Regions from separate parts of the Homo sapiens genome. Here region 1 is linked to region 2. A link is a loop called in an ENCODE intact Hi-C map of the cell type or tissue named here. Cell type or tissue: heart right ventricle. All regions are shown on one strand. Each heading gives the region's core, and the rest is flanking DNA. Links, peaks and the distances in the headings are about the cores only. Region 1 overlaps MYOCD (myocardin). Region 2 holds the start of LINC00670 (long intergenic non-protein coding RNA 670).

What was found. Hi-C counts contacts between places; a loop is a spot of excess contacts. Peaks named below come from ENCODE experiments on the same cell type or tissue, not always from the same donor. Only the 100,000 strongest peaks of a DNase experiment are listed, where the experiment ranks them.
Region 1: it touches region 2 in a loop (6-fold over the local background); 42 of 110 quality-filtered maps call a loop at or near these places.

Annotation. Positions count from the first base shown.
Region 1 is chr17:12,729,796-12,741,054 of GRCh38, forward strand. MYOCD (myocardin) reads left to right here. Exons shown (of 14, transcript NM_001146312.3): 6 at 6,366-6,541; 7 at 9,408-9,533. Among named protein-coding and RNA genes, the nearest start is that of MYOCD-AS1, 29 kb to the left of the region's middle. In heart right ventricle, for the core only: no CTCF peak of the experiment used is centred there; DNase peaks (open chromatin) are centred at 2,256 and 5,256; H3K27ac peaks cover 7,219 bases.
Region 2 is chr17:12,540,576-12,551,834 of GRCh38, forward strand. It overlaps LINC00670 (long intergenic non-protein coding RNA 670), which reads left to right and starts at 9,393. Exons shown (of 4, transcript NR_034145.1): 1 at 9,393-9,502. RefSeq lists a silencer at 5,357-5,651. In heart right ventricle, for the core only: CTCF peaks have their summits at 5,514 (motif pointing right) and 5,716; no DNase peak of the experiment used is centred there; H3K4me3 peaks cover 471 bases; H3K27ac peaks cover 2,150 bases.

The DNA.
Region 1 (11,259 bases), core at 1,353-9,352, 190 kb after region 2:
TCCTGACCTCGTGATCTGCCCGCCTTGCCTAATGTTATTTTTCATCCCTAGAGGATTCACCTCAAGAGCAACGCAGGGCAGGTATTTACACAGGTTAACTGCTTTTCCTGACTTGTGTGGCCCTAGGATCAGGTGTATCAAAAGACATGAAGATCATCCTGGGCAGCATAGTGACACCTCATCTTTACAAAAAAATTTAAAATTAGCCAGGCATACTGGTGCATGCCTGTAGTCCTAGTTACTCGGGAGGCTGAGGCAGGAGGATCACTTGAACCCAGGAGTTTGAGGCTGCAGTAAGCTATGATCAAACCACTGCACACCAGCCTGGGTGACAGAGTGAGACCCTATCTCTCAAAAAAAGGAAAAAAAAGGCCAGGCGTGGTGGCTCATGCCTGCAATCCCAGCACTTTGGGAGGCTGAGCGGTGGTGGATCACCTGGGATCAGAAGTTCGAGACCAACCTGACCAACGTGGAGAAACCCCATCTCTACTAAAAATACAAAATTAGCTGGGCATGGTGACAGGCATCTGTAATCCCAGCTACTTGGGAGGCTGAGGCAGGAGAATCGCTTGAACCTGGGAGGTGGAAGTTGCAGTGAGCCAAGATCGCGTCACTGCACTCCAGCTTGGGCGATGAGCGAAACTCCATCTCAAAAAAAAAAAAAAAAAGACATAAGGCAAATTTCTAAAGTGCCAGGGATCTGAGTAAAAAAAATTAGTCATTCCAACATCTACCTATTATGCCATTTCCATAATAAAAGCATCTGATCGCTTTCCAGAGCAGTGAGTTCTGACTTTGGTTAGATAGTCCAATCAGTCTGTAGACTATGACATGCTAAATCTATGCAAATGTCTTTAGGCAACAGCTACACTGAAACTATAGCTACCTTTCTGTGTACGACTTTCTCCCTTAGGACACAAATTTTGCTTCAGTCTCTTCCAGGATGTCAGGAGGTAGTCTGTCCATGATTTAAAATAGCTTCTATTGCAGTGGACCGGGCCAGCTCACAGGTTGATAAGGAAGGAGGCGCATTTTCATATTCTACTTCATGGTTTCCTGCCCTTGGTGTGGGTCTTCACAGAAAGGTAACTAGGATTCCAATTATCTTGCTTTAATCTTGGCATTTTAAATGTTTATGCAAAGAAAGTACAGCTGACTCATTCATCTGATCACTTCCAAGAGGGAGAGGAGAGGCTCCGAGTCACCAGCCCAAGATCCCCAAGGGGCCAGTGCCCAGAGCCAGTCCTGCGAGCATAGCCAGAGGATGATGTCAGGGCTTCCCAAAGCAGGTCCTTGTCATCACAGCCCCGACGCGTCTGCAGGGACAATAGCCAGCACACCGCTCTCCATCAGCTCCCAGCCAGCCTCATGCTGGGGAAGATTGGAGCGGAGGCCCAGGGTCACACCACGGAGCCAGGAGACTTGGTCATTCCAGAGGCAGTCAGATAAGGTGACCTTTGTCCCTCTCTGCATGGGCTTGGCTTGAACCAGGAAGGAGAGGGAGTGGCATGCCAGCCTTTCCACCCACACTCCTCCTACTCTGAGGAAGGGCCGCCTTTGCTTTCCCAGAAGGAACCTCTCAGGACCAACCAGTTTTTCTGGTTCTGGAGTTGTGCTGACCTTTGCAAAGCTGACCAGAGGATAAACTGCCTCCCGGGTGGTCTGTTTATTTTTGATGATGTTAAACTTGAGACAAACAGATGCTCCTACCAAAAACAATAGCAACAATAGCAACAATAACAGCAAGAAATTATTAATCACTTACACGTCAGGAACTGGGCCCAGTGCTTTCCATATGTTATTACCTAATCCTCGAAACCCTGAAAGCTAGCTATTATGATGATGATTCCCATTTTATAGATGGGGAAACTGAGGCTCAGAGAGGTCAAATAACTTGCCAACTGTCACGCTATCCCTGAACTGGTAGAACCAAAAAGCAAACTCAAATGCGTCTGACTCCAGAACCCAGGGCCTTGTGGGCCACACCGAACACCACAGGAGGTGTTCATGCCAAAAGGAAGCCACTGCTATGTACTTACAGGAGCCCCTCCACTGTTAAGGTTTTTCCCATCAACAGCGACGAGCTAAGTCTATAGCTGTGTCTGGGCTCCCTGCCCTTTCCCTCATCTTCTGCCCTGGCAGTGGCAAATCTAAACCAGTCACTTGTAGCCCTGAAAGAGTGGTGATTGACAGGGGCCCCCATGGTGAGATCTTGTGGCCTGGACAGCGACCAGTGGTCCTCAGTGCAGCTGTCAGTATGTTCTAACTTGGCACATTGTGCTTTTTAGATACCGGAGAGGAGTCATATTTGGGGCCTTGGCACTCATCCTGGTTGTTTACGCAGGTGTAAACCCGTACGCGGGATGTAGTTCCATGCACTCATGGTTTCCTCATTTCATTGACTTAAGCAAGGGAGACTCCTACAAGCAATGTCTCTCCAGGGGTTGGCTCCTAAAATAGCCCTCTCCCCTGGCTGAAAGCACTTCTTTGTCATCCTCCCCAACCCAAGCATGCTAATGGCCACTCTATCATTTCTCGTCCACACGCCCCATCCTTTCATTGTCAGACGCGCCCCTCTCCCTTTCTGCTGTCCTGTCCACCGCTGACAGTCACTTCAGGCTCCATTCAATCCCACCTCCTCCGGGAGGCTTCTTGGACAACTTCGCATCGCTGTCTCCTCTCTGTAACCACCACCAGCACTCACCAGGCAGTCTGGCCCGTGACAGATTCTCTGATTGTGTCCCATCCAGATACAAGGATCTCCTTTCTCATGGTTTTCTGTCTCTTCTCTTAGCCATATCTTATCTGATCACACCTCAGCTTGTCTCTGCTCCTCTTAAAATGGGAAGGCTGGAGTTAAACGCAACAATTTAGGAATGCTCCGTCCAGCCCTGGGGAAAGGGGGATTGATTACCTACACCTTTATTCCAGATACTCAACTTCTAGACTTTTCGACATCATTCTTGTGCTTCGACCTGGGGTCACCAAATGCCAGGTGTCAGAGTGGAAAGGGCTGATTCACTGGTAGTAACTTCAGGGCTGCAACAATCTTTCCACCCCTTTACTGAGGCAAGTCCGAATTAAATTCATCGGGACTCTCCCTTCCCAGAATCTCCTGCCTTCTTTGTTCCTCAAAAGCAAGATGTCACAGTCAGTCCCTCAGATCTCAAAAATTCAGCTATTTTGTGGAATTCTGGAGACAGCCTTAGCATATGACCTATGTATACGAAGTAGGCTGGGCGCGGTGGCTCACGCCTATAATCCCAGCACTTTGGGAGGCTACAGCAGGTGGATCACGAGGTCAGGAGATCGAAACCATCCTGGCTAACACAGTGAAACCCTGTCTCTACTAAAAATACAAAAAATTAGCCAGATGTGGTGGCAGGTGCCTGTAGGACCAGCTACTTGGGAGGTTGAGACAGGAGAATTACTTGAACCCGGGAGGTGGAGGTTGCAGTGAGTCGAGATTGTGCCACTGCACTCCAGCCTGGGCAACAGAGCAAGACTCCATCTCAAAAAAAAAAAAACAACCAAATAGTAGAGATGTTGGTCATTTTCTGTGTTACCCCTGCCCTACCTATCCCCCAATCAACCAAGCAGGTTGATGATGTACCATAAACCATACAATGGCTTCACCTGCTGACTTCCAGGAAAGATGACTAATTCTGCCACCCCCTCTACCAGGTGAGTCTGAGATTCCAACGGCTGATACTGTGGTCCTAGTTCAGTCTCAAAATAACTGGGTAGACCTGACCTTACAATGTGTTCATTTATTAAAAAGAAATGAGAAGGCTGGGTGCAGTGGCTCACGCCTGTAATCCCAGCACTTTGGGAGGCCGAGGTGTGTGGATCACCTGAGGTCAGGAGTTCAAGACCAGCCTGGCTAACATGGTGAAACCCTGTCTCCACAAAAATACAAAAATTAGCTGGGCATGGTGGCGCATGCCTGTAGTCCCAGCTACTTGGGAGGCTGAGGCCAGAGAATCACTTAAACCTCGGAGGGGGAGTTTCAGTGAGTTGAGATCATGTCACTGCACTCCAGCCTGGGTGACAGAGCAAGACTCCGTCTCAAAAAAAAGAAAAAAGAAAAAAAGAAAGAAATGAGAAAATGTGCCCCCTTCCTGAACTATTATGAAGTCTAACAAAGTTAGCTGTTTTTGCTATTGCTGCCACTGCTAGGTAAACTACTCAGCCACCTGCTATTTTTATTATTTGCTCTCTCTCTACTTGAAACAATGAAATTAGGGTTTTGGGGTCATAAGAGGAGAAACCACCCTCTCTCCCCTTCTCTTAACATTTCCACCCATGTTAGAATATGTAGATTTTGCAATTTGGTTAATTTCCTCTAATTTGTACACATCTGGGAGGTGATACCCTGTGTGGAGAGAGGAGGAGTCTTTGTCATGAGAAGTATCAGATCAGAGAAGGTCCACATGCATTTAGACTGAAGGAAGTGGGCAGGGGAGGTGACATCACAAAGCTCTCAGACTGAGGGTCCTGCTGGGCAGAGAAGACTGGCTGCCCTGAGAGGCTGACAAAGTCACATGCAGGGTCTCTGAGAGTGTGAATGGCACTGGCCCGGGGCACGTGCCATGTGGATCCCAAGAAAATGCAGTGACTTCTAGAGTGGGGAACACTTAACCCCCTAACCCCCATCCACCCACCCACCTACTGCATGCCTACCTGGCCCTCAGTAATACACATGATCCTTTTTTTTTTTTTTTTTTTTTTTTGAGACACAGTCTTGTTCTGTCGCCCGGGCTAGAGTTCAGTGGTGTGATCTCTGCTGACTGCAACCACTGCCTCCCGGGTTCAAGCAATTCTCCTGCCTCAGCCTCCGGAGTAGCTGGGATTACAGGTGCTCGCCACCATGTCTGGCTAATTTTTGTATTTTTAGTAGAGACGGGGTTTCACCATGTTGGCCAGGCTGGTCTCGAATTCCTGACCTCATGATCCACCTGCCTCGGCCTCCCAAAGTGCTGGGATTACAGGCATGAGCCACCGTGCCCAGCCACATTAGGCATTTTTCTAAGGTATGAATTTCTATGATGAACATGTATTACTTTTATATTCATGGTAAAGCGATAATGACTTTTATAAATAACCTTGGAGCAGAAATGCTCAGCCCCAAACCCTTCCCAGTTAGTGGGCCGCCCCATGGGCCTGTGACTGGAGTTTCCCCCTGCCCTGTCCTTGCACGGCCTCCTTCCTGATGTGACACTTGGATGCCTGTGAGAGGGCCTGTGACAGATGCCAGCAGTGGTGGCGATGACAAGCCCAAAGCCACATTTGTTCCATTACTTCCAGCTCCTCGTTGCCTTTGCAATCCCTGCGGTGAGAGCTCCTTTCTCTTATCTGCACAAGGCAAGAGTCAAAAGTTCTTGTCAGTGTGATTGCAGAATATCAGACTGGAAAACTTCCTGATAATACCTAAATTCCTTTAGCGCAGAGCAGTCCCTGGACTCGGGTCAGGAGAGCTATGTGGCTTCAGCACATTGTGTACTGTGCAGCTGGATAATAAACCAGATGAAATTTGGCAAATAAAAATGTAAGGATGTCATTCTAGTCCCATCTGGTGTGATAACCCCTCTCCCACACCAATTTGTCTGTTCCCTTAGCAAAACCATGCAGGCGGCAGAGGAAGAGTCTCTGCTTGTGTGAGCCATTGAGGAATTCCAAAATAGACACAAAGATATGAGGAATACAAAGAAATGCCAAATAATAAAAAATGAGGATCAAGCTGAGGTTTCTGAGACACATTTATGGCTTTTGTAAACAGTCATGCATTCGTTGAATGGCTCTTTGGGATGCACTGGTGACATTAGCTAATTCTGACATTTAGGAATTTAAACTTAGTAGCTGTCCTAGCTTATCCTTATTAACAAAGTTTGCTAAACATTGCGTGCTGTGCGCCCTGCTTTATGTTTGAAGATGATGCAAATGGCAGGCTGTCATCTCGATTCCATCTCTCATCGTAAAACCCGAGGGACACGGGCGCATGCTCCCACCATGTTTTCCTCTGGCCTCATTCTGCACCCAGCATTCCCTGTTCTTTCCTTACCTTCCCCAGTTTAGTTTCAAAAACATATGGGTTCCCAAAGAAAACAGGAAGAAATGCAGAAACGTGAAAATAAAGTTTAACAAGTGATGATAGACCTTTGATAGAGCACTCTTTCCTCCATGCCAAACAAACCGCTTTTTATAAACCAAATAATTTAAAGTATAGCTTCACTCTTACCTAAACTTAAAACAAACTGGAGAGAGAGAGGTGTATTTTTAATAGAAATGACACATCGAAGCATTTCCAAAAATGCCCTTTGATGCTCCTAAGCCACTGACCAAGTTCCTGGATTTCACCCCCTCAGGTAACCAGGTGAGTTTCTCCAAATCCACGGATGCTTTTGCCTTTGAAGAGGACAGCAGCAGCGATGGGCTTTCTCCGGATCAGACTCGAAGTGAAGACCCCCAAAACTCAGCGGGATCCCCGCCAGACGCTAAAGCCTCAGATACCCCTTCGACAGGTTCTCTGGGGACAAACCAGGTAAAAAACAAAACAAACAAACGAAAAAAGTAAAACAGCATCTCAGTGTATTATCGTTTCAGTCTTAACATCAACACTGTTAACAGCTGGTTTTGCTTAGAGAATGCAGAGATGTCCCTGGCTGCCACAGCATTTTGATGCCTCTTCTCACTCTATTCAGCGCAGGCCTCTGTGTGGGGTGACAAAAGCTCCAGAAAACACTGAAAGAGAACCTCCAGAACTACACCCTTTAACTTATCCATTAAGCATCTGCTCTGCCAAGCAGATACCTTTTATCTCCATTTTTATGGACAAACTAGCTAAGACTCAGTGAGATTGGATGACTCGCCAACAATCTCCCAGCTAGAAAGTGCCAGAGCAGGACTGATTCAAAGTTCACCATCTCTCTATGCACTGAGGACTCACTACGGGGCTCCAGGGAGTGGAGAGAAGGAAACGCTGGCTCTCTCCAAGGCAGGGAGGCCCACGTTGCTTCTGCTTTTAGCAGGTTTCTACCTAGCAAGCTGCAGCAAAATTCAGCCCCAACCCAACCATAACATTCACCTCTTTCTGTACAAATCTACAAACCCTTGAGCATGAGGAACATGTATTGAGAATACTCTTAAAGCACATTTATAAAGAATAATGATGATTATGGGCTGGGCACGGTGGCTCACGCCTGCAATCCCGGCACTTTGGGAGGCTGAGGCGGGCGGATCACCTGAGATCAGGAGTGCAAGACCAGCCTGGCCAACACGGTGAAACCCCGTCTCTACTAAAAATACAAAAATTAGCCGGGCATGGTGGTGCGCGCCTGTAATCCCAGCTACTTGGGAGGCTGAGGCAGGAGAATCACTTGAAACCGGAAGGCAGAGGTTGCAGTGAGCTGAGATCATGCCACTGCACTCCAGCCTGGGCAACAAGATTGAAACTCCATCTCAAAGGGGGAAAAAAAAAGAATAATGATGATTATGAACAACAGTTCCTGCTACATATTAAGTGCTCACTCTGGGCCAGGGGCAGTGCCAAGTGCATCACAAAAGTTTCCTCATTTGAAATCAGAGACCCCTCCAAGTAGGTATCATCGAGGTTGATTCTGACAGAGAAGGAACTAAAGCTCTGTGAGGCCGAGCAACTGGTGGGCTCTAGAAGTATGGCAGAGTGTCAGCCACGCCGGGGAAATCCAGCCAGAGGTATGGAGCCCTTAAGAGAGATGCACCCGGGCATCCACATATGAGGGGAAGGAGATGCGTAAGTGTGAAAGCCAGATGTGAGCTCTTCCAACTCTGTCTCTATCCAGAGAGCCCTTCAGACCCTCAGCCCCTTCCCTTTACCACTCCTGGCCTCACAGAAATTGTGCAATGAACTGAAATTAGATACATTTGAAAGCTGGGTTATTTTTTCCCACTGAAAAGTACCATACAGATATTAGGGACAGTTAAAATAATTATCATTCAGTGCCTCGTTTCCCAAAACCATGCCAGTTACTGATCACCGTCATGCCTATCTTCACCCCATCAGAGCAAACCTAAAGCTGCCAAGGAGAAAAAGTGAAATGGGAGGAAAAAGGGAGGCATGGAAAGCTGAGCTGAATACTTGTGTGTTTATTGTGCAAGAGTGTATAATCAAAGCATTTTTCCTTCCCCTGCATGCCACAGCTGGTCTTTGCAGCCAAATTTCTTTGATAACATCAAACGGTGTATCAGATCATTTGTACACATTATTCTGACAGTAAATTCCTAAGCTTCTGATTTAAGAATGGTTTGAGGAAAAGGCAAGTTCTTTTCTGCTTCACCTTAGGAGAGGGGAAGAAGAGAACAAGCACCGAACAATGCCAGGCAAGATGCAAAAATCATTGTTTGTCATTTCTCCCGGCAATCATGTTTGACAGATGAGGACACTGAGGCTCCAAGAGAAAAGAATCCTTTGGGCCTTTGACAGGTGCCAGGCAGGGCTCAGGGAAGAACTGCAAAGCTCATTCCTCACCCCCCATGGAGAGATCATGGGCAGCCCTGGCTCCTTTTTGTCAGAGTTGAAACAGAGGAATATAGGAGAGAAAGAGAAAATAATTTTTCCCTTTACAGACTCTACCTCTGGTAAAGGTTTCTTATGACTTTATACACATGCATGCGCACGCACACACAAACACACACACAGACTCACATATGTATACACACAAAACCACATATACATATACATGCCTGTGTGCACACATGTGCACACACACACACGTATACACCTAACATGCACACACACATATATACACACATGCTCATAAGCACGCATGCACGTACACACATACATGCACATATAAACACTCAGACACACACTTGGAGATACACACACACACTTCCAAACACACACTTTCCCTTTTTCTGCTAACATCCTTTTTATCTACCTTGTTCATTGTCCTACTTTCCCCCCAAATTCCTACACTCACTCTTCCCTGCTGCTCTTTTTCAATTGCATTATCAAGACAGGTGGACCTTGTCACACACAGGTGGAACGCCCACACACCGAGACCAGATGTCCCAGTTTGCCTAGAACAGACCAGTTTTATACCTGTCTTTTGGAATCATTACTTAGAATGATTCCCTTTCTCTCTCAAAAGTGTTCTCAGCTGGATGATAAGTTTATATATATATATGTATATATGTATATACACATAAACATATTTATATGTGTATACACATGTACATATATATACACACACACATATATACACACATATACGTATGTGACTCCTCCCACTGAGGGAGTAGGCTGATATTTACTTGGGTGAGAAGCTAGGATGAAAGCAGCAGAGGTATATATACGGACTCTAACATTTCTGTGTCACACAACTTATTCCTGTATCTTCCTAATATCGGTAACATTTGGATTTCAGGATCTTGCTTCTGGCTCAGAAAATGACAGAAATGACTCAGCCTCACAGCCCAGCCACCAGTCAGATGCGGGGAAGCAGGGGCTTGGCCCCCCCAGCACCCCCATAGCCGTGCATGCTGCTGTAAAGGTACGGACACATCAGCCTCCAAGCCCTGCCTGAGCGCTCGGCTCACAGAGCCGACTTGGAGCAGAACTTTCTGAGTTAGGTCTGACAACACGAGGAGAGTTACACGGAGGACCCAGGCAGAGGTTCAGCTCACTAGGAGGGTCACAAAACAGGAGATGAGAAATGGGTCACCATCCTTGCAGCACAGCAGAAGTCACCTCTGCCACGGAGAAGGCTGTGGGTTTGCATTTCTTTGGAATCACAGTCCAGCCAGCACGTTCCCCACTTAAAAGATTTCATAAGCTCACCTTTGAGGTAGACACAGCTGATTGTAAGGCAGGATTTGCAAGTTTCATAAAATAGGTATGCAGCAGTTGGATTTTATGCAAGGGAAGTAGCCCTGAAAAGCTTGCATAACGTAAAACTTACATCATTCAAGCCAGTCTTCCTATGGAAATAACCACGGGGTTTCATTCATAGTAGGCAGGTAGCTAGAATCATTATAGCAAATGTTTAGTTTTCTCAGCATTATATCTTTTTGTTAATTTTTATTTTTATTTCAATAGTTTTGGGGGTGCAGGTGGTTTTTGGTTACACAGAGAAGTTCTTTAGTGGTGATTTTTTTTCTTTTTCTTTTTTCTTTTTTGAGACAGAGTCTCTCTCTGTTGCCCAGGTTGGAATACAGTGGCGCGATCTCAGCTCACTGCAACCTCCGCCTCCCAGGTTCAAGTGATTCTCCTGCCTCAGCCTCCCGAGTATCTGGGACTACAGGCTCCCGCCACCATGCCCGGCTAATTTTTTGTGTTTTTCATAGAGATGGGGTTTCACTGTGTTAGCCAGGATGGTCTTCATCTCCTGACCTCATGATCCACCTGCCTTGGCCTTCCAAAGTGCTGGGATTACAGGCGTGAGCCACTGCGCCCGGCCCTTTAGTGGCGATTTCGGAGATTGTAGTGCACCCGTCACCTGAGCAGTGTACACTGTACACAATACGGAATCTTTTATCCCTCACCCCACTCCCAATCTTCCCCCAATCCCCAAATTCCATTACATAATTCTTACGCCTCTGCATCCTCATAGCTTAGTTCCCACTTATAAGTGAGAACACATGATACTTGGTTTTCCATTCCTGAGTTACTTCACTTAGAATAATGGCCTGCAGCTCCATCCAAGTGGCTGCAAAAGACATTATTTCATTCCTTTTTATGGCTGAGTAGCATTCCATGTTGTATATGTACCACATTTTCTTTATCCACTTGTTGGTTGATGGGCACTTCGGTTGGGTCCATATCTTTGCACTTGCGACTCGTGCTTCTATAAACACCAGCATCGCATCTCACAGTACACAGGCTGCTCTCTCTTCAGTTAATTGCCTGGTAATCATGTGGCCTTCTTTATAATGTTTTATCCCAAATAACTTCCCTTTGTGTTCCTTTTTTTTTTCTTTTGAGATGGAGTTTCACTCTTGTTGCCCAGGCTGGAGTGCAGTGGCGTGATCTCAGCTCGTCGCAACCTCCGCCTCCCAGGTTCAAGTGATTCTCCTGCCTCAGCCTCCCCAGTAGCTGGGAGTATAGGTGCACACCACCATGCCTGGCAAATTTTGTATTTTTAGTAAAGACGGGGTTTCTCCATGTTGGTCAGGCTGATCTTGAACTCCTGACCTCAGGTAATCCACCTGCCTCAGCCTCCCAGAGTGCTGGGATTACAGGCGTAAGCCACCGTGCCTGGCCTATACCCAAATAACTTC
Region 2 (11,259 bases), core at 1,363-9,362:
ACACATGTTTTCATTGCTTTTGATAAATACCTAGAAGTAGAATTCTAGGTCATAGGATAAAGGTATGCTTTTAAGAAACTTCCAAACAATTTTCAACGTTTGCACAATTTTACTTTCCTACCAGTAATGTATGAGAGTCTCAGTTACTTTGAATCCTTTCCAGTATTTGGTTTGATGTGATCAATCATTTTCTTTTTCTTTTTTTGCCTTTTTATTATTTATTTATTTATTTATTTATTTAGTGACAGGGTCTTGCTCTGTCACCCAGGCTGGAGAGCAGTAGTGCAATTCTATCTCACTGCAGCCTAGAATTCCTGGGCTCAAACCATCTTCCCACAAAGCTAGTGCTGTAGGTCACACCGCCACAACCACACCTGGCTGACTTCAAAAAAAAAAAGGTTTTTGTGGAGGCAGGGTCTTGCTGTATTGCCCAGGCTGGTCTCAAACTCTTGCCCTCAAGCAATCCTCCCACCTCAGCCTCCAAAAGCGCTGGGATTGCAGGCATGAGCCACCATGCTCAGCCCTATTATTTTCATTTTAACCATGCTCAGCCCAATTATTTTCATTCTAATGGTGTGCGGTAAAACCTTTTTGTGGTTTTAATATGCATTTCCCAAATCACTGATGCCGATGATGGAAACTTTCTTACGTATTTTTGTCTATTCTCCTGTCTTCTTTTGTGCAGTATCTCTTCAAATCTTTGCTTTTTTTTATTAGGTCATTTTTCTTTTATTATTGAGTTATAAAAGTTTTTATATATTGTGGATACGGGCCCTTCACAAGATATATGTGTTGTGAATATTTTCTTCCAGTCTGTGGTTTGCCCGTTAATTTTCTTAATGGTTTCTTTGATGAGTAAAAGTTTGAAACTTTGATGAACTTCCATCTATCACTTTGTTAATGTTTTTTGTGTCCTCTCTAAGGAATCTTTGTATCTCTAAGGTGAGAAGATTTTTTTTTGCCTTATGGTTTCTTCTAGAAGTTTTATAGTTCCGGGTTTTACATGTAGCCTGTGATCTACCTCAAATTAATTTGTGACTTGTTGTGAGATAGGGATTGAGCTTCTTTTTACCATATTAGAATCCAGTTGTTCCAATATCATTTGTTGAAGAGACTTTCCTTTCCGTTGAATTGCTCTTACATTTTTTCAAAAATCATTTGACTGTATGTAAGTGGGTCTATTTGTGGGCTCTGTATTCTGTTCCAATGATAACTTGTCCATTTTTGTTGTTGTTAATACAACACAGTTCTGATTATAGTCACTTAATAGTCTTGGCCAGGCGCGGTGGCTCATGCCTGTAATCCCAGCACTTTGGAAGGCCGAGGCAGGTGGATCACCTGATGTCAGGAGTTTGAGACCAGCCTGGCCAACATGATGAAACCCTGTCTCTACTAAAAAATACAAAAAATTAGCCAGGTGTGGTGGTGGGTGCCTGTAATTCCAGCTACTCGGGAGGCTGAGGCAGGAGAATCACTTGAACCCTGGAGGCAGAGGTTGCAGTGAGCTGAGATCGTGTCTCTGCACTCCAGCCTGGACAACAAGAACAAAACTCCATCTCAAAAAAAAAAAAAAAAAAAAAAGTAAGTCTTGAAGTTAGGTGGAATAGGTGCTCCAACTGTGTTTTATTTTCACAGTTGTTTCGCATCCCTTTGGCATGCCCATATAAATTTCAAAATTGTCTTGTCGATTTCTACAAAAAAGAATTCTGCTTGGTTCAATCAGTTAGGTTTGGGGCAATTGTTATGTTAATAATATTGAGTTTGCAATCCATGAACACAGCATATTGTTTTTGTTGTTTAGGTTAAATGTAATGTCTCAGCAATAACTTGGTTTTTTTAGACAGCAATCTAACATATCTTTGTTCATTTTATCTCTAGGTACTTTATATTTGGGGATGTTTTGTAATTGGTTGTATTAGGCCATTTTTGCATTGCTATTAAAAAATACCTGAGGCTGGGTAATTTGTGAAGAAAAGATGTTTCATTGGCTAATGGTTCTGCAGGCTGTATAGGAAGCTAGTGCCAGCATCTGCTCCTGGTGAGGCCTCAAGAAGCTTCCAATCATGGCAGAAGGTGATGGGGAGCCAGTGTGTCATATGGAGAGTGAGAACAAGAGAGATGGGGTGATACACACTTTTAAACAATCGTATCTCTTGTGAACTCACAGCAAGAGCACACTCATTACCATAGGGAGGGCACCAAGTCATTCGTGAGGGGCCCGCCCCCATGACCCAAACACCTCTCACCAGGCTCCACCTCCAACATTAAGTGTTATATTTCTGCTGGGTGCAGTGGTTCATGCCTGTAGTCCCGGCACTTTGGGAAGCCGAGACGGGCAGATCACGAGGTCAGGAGATCGAGATCATCCTGGCTAACACGGTGAAACCCCGTCTCTACTAAAAATACAAAAAATTAGCCGGGCGTGGTGGCGGGCACCTGTAGTCCCAGCTACCCGGGAGGCTGAGGCAGGAGAATGGCGTGAACCCGGGAGGTGGAGCTTGCAGTGAGCCCAGATCATGCCACTGAACTCCAGCCTGGGGGACAGAGGGAGACTCCATCTCAAAAAAACAAAACAAAACAAAACAAAACACCAAAAACAAACAAACAAAAAGAAAACAAAACAGAAATTAGCCGGGCGTGGTGGTGTGTGCCTGTAATCCCAGCTACAATGGAGGCCGAGGCAGGAGAATTGCTTGAACTCGGGAGGCAGAGGCTTGCAGTGAGCCGAGATCGCACCACTGCACTTCAGCCTGGCAACAGAGTGAGACTCCGTCTCAAAAAAAAAAAAAAGGGTTATGTTTCAAAATGAGACTTGGAGAGGATACATATCCAAACCATATCAATGGTATTTTAGTAAATTTTTAAAATTCTGAATAGTTTTAGATTTATAGAAAAGTCGCAAAGGTAATACAGAGTTCTCCCATACCCCTCATCCAATTTCCCTTATTGCTAATGTCCTACATTATCATGGCATATTTGCAACAATCAAGAAAGCAACACTGGTACATTACCGAAAACTACATTCCACACTTTATTCAGATTTCACTATTTTTTTCCAGTAATGTCTTTTTTCTGCTCCAGGATACCACATGACATTTTGTCATTGTGTCTCCCCTCTCTCCTCTTGTCTCTGACAATTTCTCAGTCTTTCCGTTTTTTTTTAAATGACATTGACAGTTTTGATGAGTCCTGGTCAGGTATGTTGTAAAATTTTCCTCAATTTTCTCACCATTAGACTGGGATTATGGGCTTTGGGGAAGGCTGCCATAGAGAGGAAGTGCCTTTCCTATCATATCATATCAAAAGTTCATGCTACCAACTGATGACGTTAACATTGAGCCTCTGGCCAAGGCAGCGTTTGTCGCGTCTCTCCACTGCGGAGTTACCGTTCTTCATCCCTCTTCATATGCTACTCTTTGGAAGCCTGTCACCTCCTGGAGAGAGCAATATTTACATCAATTATTTGTTGGCCAGGTGCGGTGGCTCACACCTGTAATCCCAACACTTTGGGAGGCTGAGGAGGGTGGATCACCTGAGTTCGGGAGTTCGAGACCAGCCTGACCAAAATGGAGAAACCCTGTCTCTACTAAAAATACAAAATTAGCTGGGCGTGGTGGCACATGCCTGTAATCTCAGCTACTCAGGAGGCTGAGGCAGGAGAATTGCTTGAACTCAGGAGGCGGAGGTTGCGGTGAGCCGAGATTGTGCAATTGCACTCTAGCCTGGGCAACAAGAGCAAAACTCTGTCACAAAAAAAAAAAAAAATTATATGTTATTCTTCTGTAAGGGAAGACTTGTCTTTATTTTTATTTTTATAATAAAATGCTACATTATTTATTTTGTTGCTCAGCTTGTTCCAGCTTCAGCCATTGGGAGCTCTTTCAGGTTGGCTTGTAAGTCCCTTTGACATGCATGCCCCCCATCAGTTTGATTTTTGAGCATTTTCTTACTTTCTCACCCTACAGGATACTCCAGGCTCATTTTTGTATGCTTGTTGCACCAGTCCTGGAACCAGCCATTTCCCCAAGGAGCCCTGATTTCTTGATTGGAGAATAGTAACTGAGATCAGGGTACTTGGCAGGCTTATTGTTACACAGGTGTTACTGCTTCTAGGCTTCTAGACCTAAGAACTGCCTGAGTATACACATGTACCATAAGGAGTTCTATATGTATGTATTACATATATATAAACCTAAACCTGACTTCATGCTGATGTCTCTCATCTAGGACAAACTGTTTCATCCTAGCTTCCTACCTTTGCTTTTCTATAACTTTCCTCTTGAACAGCAAGAAAACTGGCTACTGTCCTCCACCATCCATTTACTTATTTACTTGTCAAACCTGCTATGCATGGAACACAGTTCTGGAATTGTTAGCCAGTAATCCCAGGAGAAACAACATTACCAACTAGAATACATTGTATAGGTACAGCTGCTTTTGTGTTTAGCCTTCAAGTTTTCAGTCAAAATGCTGTTTTCCAAAGTTACTTAGTTCAATCCTTCCCTCCCTCACCCATATCCTGCAGTGAGGTTGTGTCGTACATTGTAACACAGTTAGATTCTTCTGTCACATTCTACATTCTTTTCTGGGGTCCCCTAACATCCTGTGGCTTTATTATTTATTTTTTTACTTTGCATACATTGAAATTCACATTTTGTGCTATAAAGTTTTATGGATCTCGACAAGTGCACAGTCATTAATCCTCTCCTACTTTGCCACACATAATGGTTCTATCACCCTAAAAATTCCCTTCTGCAGCCTCTTTGTAATCAACTACTCCTCCTTCCCCAAGCCCTGACAATTACTGATATAGGGTTTTCCATTCCTTGACAATTACTGATACAGGATTTTCCATTCTATAGCTTTGCCTTTTCCAGAACATCATATGAATGAAATAATACAATATGTAGCTTTTTAAATCTGGCTTGTTTCCCTTTTGCACACACCAGAGAAGTAGACATATTTTTGAATACATCATATTTTTATGGATGAGTAGCCCTGCAGGAGGATTAAATAAATTAATAGACTTTGTTTAAAAAAAAAGTGTTAAATGCAAATAAAGTCCAGTCACTGGCTGCAGTGCTCTGGCTGGCAGCTACGCAGAGCAGAGTAAAACACCTGGGACTATTGGGTAAATATGTGAATTGTGGAAAAGAATCACTACCACTTAAGTAGCTCTGTTATCTTCGCTAATTTTCTCCCACTCACTAAACAATTGTGGAAGAGTTTGTTAGGGGAGAATGAGCTTTCTTTGGGCATCAGTGCGGTCCGTTTTGCAATAGCATTCAATTGGTTTCTCACTTGCTTCTTTCTCGCTTCTGGGAAAATGTGGCCATAGAGCTTATTTTCCTTTTGCATCTGTCTCAGTTATTTTTCATGGATGTTGCCCGCCATCCTACTCCATGAGTGTCTCCAGCTAACACCCGCCCCCGTGCACCAGTCATGCCCTCTTGCCTCTCAGCTCCATACCCATCCTTCTGCAGCCTACGCCCTCATCTGCTGACTTCTTACGTTCTGCCAATAGGTGGTGCTAGAGAGAGAATGGACTCCTACTTTTCGAATTTAGTGTTGCTCAGAGAGAGGCAGCTGCCTGGAACTGGGCTTTTCTGGAGCTTCCAGAACCTTCTATGTCCTGTAGAGCCGCCATCAGCAGTGGCTATGCCCCTTCCTCAGAGATCTGAGCACCATTGCCTCAACAACTTGCATCTTTTTTCTTTTGTTGCGTCAGCTCAGGGGTAGTAGCAAATTTCATATCTAATTCCTGGGACAGAAGAAATGACAGGGCCAATAATTTATAAATGATGTAGGGATGCATGCATGTATGTACAAATTAATATATGCCTATTTATTTTCTTAAAGTTTGCCCTGTTTTCAGAGAAGGAAATTGAGGTAGTTTATAAGGATAGTCATTTATCATATACTGCTTAATAGCATATAATTTTATTTGTGGAAATGACTGTTTGGTTATTAAAGGAAACTGAATAACCAAACTTCCTCAGTATTCCTTTTGTGCTTCCAGTCTACCAACACCTGAGGAATCATTCTTGTATTAAATCCTGCGTGTTCGAAATTCCCGATATCGTTTCTCTTTCTCTCACTGTATCCTGACTGACAAAACCAGTTAAAAGTCCAGTCTTCCCACCCCATTCTTGTGGCATCTTACTCCTTTAGAAGATTTCTCATTCAGGCCAGGTGCGGGGGCTCACACCTGTAATCCCAGCACTTTGGAAGGCCGAGGCAAGCAGATCATCTGAGCTCAGGAGTTCAAGACCAACCTGGCCAACATGGTGAAACCCCATCTCTACTAAAAATACACCAATTAGCTGGGCGTGGTGGCGTGTGCCTGTAATCCCAGCTACTCAGGAGGCTGAGGCAGGAGAATCACTTGAACTCGAGAGGTGGAGGTTGCAGTGAGCCGAGACTGTGCCATTGCACTCCAGCCTGGGCAACAAGAGCTAGACTCTGTTTCAAAATAAAAATAAAAATAAAAATAAAAAAAGTGAAGAAGATATCTCATTCAGCGCTTCACATGATTCTCTTTTTTGAAGAAAACCTCCTGTAGATGTCAGGACATTTTATAAAGACTTTAATATCTATACTTTACAATAGGGGGAGCATGTTTACTGCTCTCAGGAGCATCCCACAAATGGAAGGCAGTGCTTTTATTATTCTGAGATGAAGTTTCAATTTCCTTTAATGACCAAACTCTGTCATTTCCACAAATAAAATTATATACTATTAACCAGTACATGATAAATGAGTATCCTTGTTAACTACCTCAATTTCCTTCTGTGAAAACAGGACAAACTATAAGCAAATAAATAGACATATATTAATTTCTGCATACCTGCATGCATTCCTACATCGTTTACAAATGATTGGCTTCGCCATTTCTTCTGTCCCAGGAATATGTAATTTGGTTTTTTTACACACGTAAAACCAGCAAATAAACAAAAGAAAATTGAAAACAATAGTAACGAGGAGAGTATTTACATTTTCAGCTACTCCATTCCCCAGTGTGCTTGGGGTCTAGAGCTCTAGGTTATCACCATTTTACACATGAGGCTTAAACAACAGATTCAAAGAAATTAGTGACTTGGCTCATTTATCCAGCTAGTAAGTAGCAGCTCAGCCGGCCTCACTATCCATGATTGTACGCACCATTTTCCTAAAGCCTAACCGTCCTCCTACTTCCCAGGTCCCTGACGGTAGGCAGTATCCTTGAAAGAATGCGGCTGTCCCTGTCAACCTGGATGGAGAGTTCAGCCCCTGGCTTGGGAAGTTAGGCCTCTGACCATGAGTTTTACTCTCCCTCCTTTAACTTTTCCCTCCCGTGAAGAAGAAAGTTATTTTCAAACCTCCATCTGTTTTGTGTTTAACGTGCAGAAAGGTTGCACATTTTCAGTCAGGGACCTTGTTCATAAGCAGTAGATCGTACAACAGTTTATTACACAAGTGGAGATTTTTATGGCTGGCCTTTGTTGAGTTGCCAACTGGGAGAAAGAACATAACGTGCTTAGTGGTCCCTATCAGGAAAAATGAGAAAGCATTAAATACCAGTCAAATCGTCAAGCATTGGAAAGCTGGTAATCAAATCCAGAAATCCCTGGAGTATGGTTGATGAGGAGGGTTTTCTCATCACATTTTTTACATCCATAATTGTTTTCCAAGTCACTTGTGTCACAGGCAGTATCCCAAAGCATTATGTGAGAAGTGCCTCAATGGTGGAATAAACGTTTGACCTAGAAAGACTCACGTCCACTTTGAAATCTGGCCCTGGTCAATGCAGGGCATGAAACTGGCACCCCAGGAAGAGCTTTATATATTTTTAATTACATTATCATGTTGAGGACATCAGCTACATAGAAACTTGCTCAAGACTTACTAGGCTTCTTTCCATACCCAGGCCATATTCTCTGTATTCCTAGGAGGGAATGTAATTTACTGGTGGTTTGTCCCCAGCCATGAGACAGAGGGTAGAAAACTCCACAAAGCATCCTAGTAAACATTGCATCTGAACAATTCCAACTGTAACCAGCCAATGCCAATGGTAATGGATCACTCTTGCCCCTTCCTTTTTAATTTTCCCAAAAGCTCAGACCATCACAGAGGCTGCCCAATAAAAGTCGGTAGAGACCTCAGAAACATTCCAGTCTTCCAGCAGTTCTCAGCCCAGGCTGCACGTCAGAGTCCCTGGGGGAGCCTCATCCCAGCCTAATTAAATAAAATCTCTTGGAGTGGGCGAGGACATTGGTACATTCTCCAGGTGACCCTAATATGCTGCCTGGATTAGAAATCACGGGTCTAGTCTAGCTACCTAATTTTACTGGTGGAGGAAATTGAGCCTGGAGAAGTTACTGTCCACAATACTTGATTCACAGTGCCTTGGTTCTTTCCCAGGGAGGCGTTTTCTCACAATCACGCTGTAACTCCATAACTTCATGTCTCACATCTCCTAACTCTGTGTTTATAAAAGCGACGCATTCAAACCTAACCCAGTCCGCTTTTTGCTTGTGCACAAATACCGTGCAGTAGCTTGTATGAGCAGTACCAGCAGCTCTGTGTTCCCCAAGGTATATGAAGAATAATGTCAGGACTGTGGAGAAAATGCAGGTAAAGAACCCACTTTTTTCTCCAGATGGTCCATGGAGAAGGGATTTAAGAAGTGGTCCTTAAACATGAAGGAGATTCAACTTCATTTTTCTTATTAGTCCCTTATTAAATCCTTCTCTGTTTGTGTTTGAAAAAACAGCTGTGTGTTGTGTGTTTGAAAAAACAGTCCTACTTTATTCCTGATGTCAATGTTAATGGTCTCCCCATCAAGTCCCAAAATGTTCTAAGATGGTTATTAAATTTTATGATCACCCTACTCTAGATGAGTCCCACCAAAAGTGTCACACTTGCTGTTATTGAAAGATCCTTCCTTTTTCAGGCTGAGAATCTCAAGCCTTTTTCCAACCCACAGGCCACGTTCTAATTGCTTTCTTCCTGGGAGTCTGATAAACAGTGTTCTCGATCTGATAGACAGCTAATACCCCGGGGGGACATTGCTCGGTAGCCTTGGACTTCTCAGCTTAATCGCCCTAGCTTTAATGCCACTTAAATCAGAATGTAAGCACTGAAAGAATTTCAGGAATCCAATGATATAAATTGTATTTTTAGAGCCGTGAATGACTTGAGCGAGTGAAACAGTGCAGTGGCTTAAGATAGTTCTCTTTAGTTTTCCCATGATTTATCACAAGCAAGTTCACAGCAGGTTAAAATAATTGAATGCGGTGATAGCATACATACTGGCATGATTTTATGAGCCGTCATTCATAACATATTTGTCCCAAAGCATAATTTCCATGATAGAACTCTGATTCACATGTAATTTTTTTGCAGCGACGACACAGTTGAAATAACTCCTTCGTGGAGGCTGGCTACATTTTCACAACGTCTGGTCCCAAGCTAGATCTTCGGGAAAAGGGATCAAGGAAATGACTATTCCTCCAAATAAAATGTAAGTATATCCTGATAAAATGTTCACTTTTTTGGAGAATAAAGAGAAATGTTCTTTCCGGGAGAATTGTGACTCGGAGGTTATGCCTTGCGATCTCTACCTATTTCTCACTACTTCTTTTATTTTTCTTTTTCCTTCATTGTTTATTTTCCACTTTTCTCCTAATGTACTTTTTCTTCTACTTATTAGCTGTGTCCCCTGGGCAAGTAATTTTTCCACTCTGTAATCAAATGCTATAATATGGGGATGATAAAAAATAACTCCACAGGTCATTGTGCAGAATAGAGATAATGAATGTGTGGGTACATATGTGCCCCAAAACTCAGCTGTGTAAGAAAAGCAACTTTCTTTTTATATTTTTATAACTCGACTTAGTTTCTATTTTGAATCCCTATTTGGCTTCATCGTGGAGATGTAATCTCAGTCAAAGCAAGATGCTCTCATCAAAACCTACATGACATCTACATGGATGTCAGATCCATGTAGCTTTCCACCTTCAGCCCTGCCTGGATGTTCCACCATTGCCCTGCCGGTTAGCCAGGCTGCAGGCAGGTGCTACACGCTAGGACTCCTTCCTGGGAACTCAACCATCACGTCAGGTTTCTTGGCTTCCCTGGATCTCCTTCTCAAATTTGAAAAGTCTTGTCTGGTCTGGAGAAAAAGTTTCCCAGCTTTTCATTTAATCTTCCAAATCTTTAGTTTATGACCAGAACCTGCCATTTGAGACTCAAAAGCTAAAAATATGACTCCTCTGTTATCTTTGTTTCACTGGTTTTCCCTTCCCTGAAGCTTTACAGAAGGCCTAGCTGCCTAATGGGGAGAAACACGGGAAATACCAAGGAAAACATATGGGCAAATATCTCCCAAGAATTTCCCACCACTTGTATGAAGCACCAAGAGGAAGGCCTGACATACAGTAGGAAGCCAGCAAAGGTGACTGCACCTTTATATGAAGGTTCCAAGTCTGGTTCCATGTTTCTGGGCTCTGTGTCCTTGGACAAGTTGTCTTTCTGTGCCTCAGTTTCCCCACCTGCAACATGGAGATGATAATAGTACTTACCTCACAAGGTAATATGTGTATAAAGTGTTCAATGAATTAGTTACACTATTATTGTTTTTTTTACCACTAGTACAAACTTCTGTCCTTGAAAGCCATTAGCTTAATACTATCGGCAACCATAATAGTGTTGATGCAGTTGACACATAGAGTGCATCCCACAGAGGAGAAGGTAAACATATCACAGGGAAAGAGGGAGCTACTGGTCCCAAGTATGAAACTGGGATGAGTTTCCTGGAAATGCATCCTTCTGGGTAAAATCTGGGTATAATGATGCTGAGTGGTGAGTTAAGAAGCAATCAGCCAACTTCAGTCAAGGCAGTTCTCAGGTGCTAGCAAGGAGAGGCAGATTCTTGAGGATCTAGAGTCTGAATCAGAAGATGGATCCAAGCTTGTAACCCAGGGGACAAAATGGAGTCAGAAGAAAGGGATGAGGAGCAAAGTTAGAGAAAGGCAGGCTAAGCCAATGTGAGAAATAGATCTGGTTGACGATGGCCAGCAGTTGTTGGAGAACAGAATACGCGTGGGGCCTCTCCTGAGATGTGAGGCCACTGAGGGGTTTTGCTGAGGGAGATACCACTTCTGTGAGCAAGGACAATGAGAGGAAACTGCGGGAGAGAGAATGGTCCACCAGTCCCAAGCTAAATAAACCTTTTTCTCTGGCCCATCCAGCTGATGAGCATGAGAATGAGAATGTGGG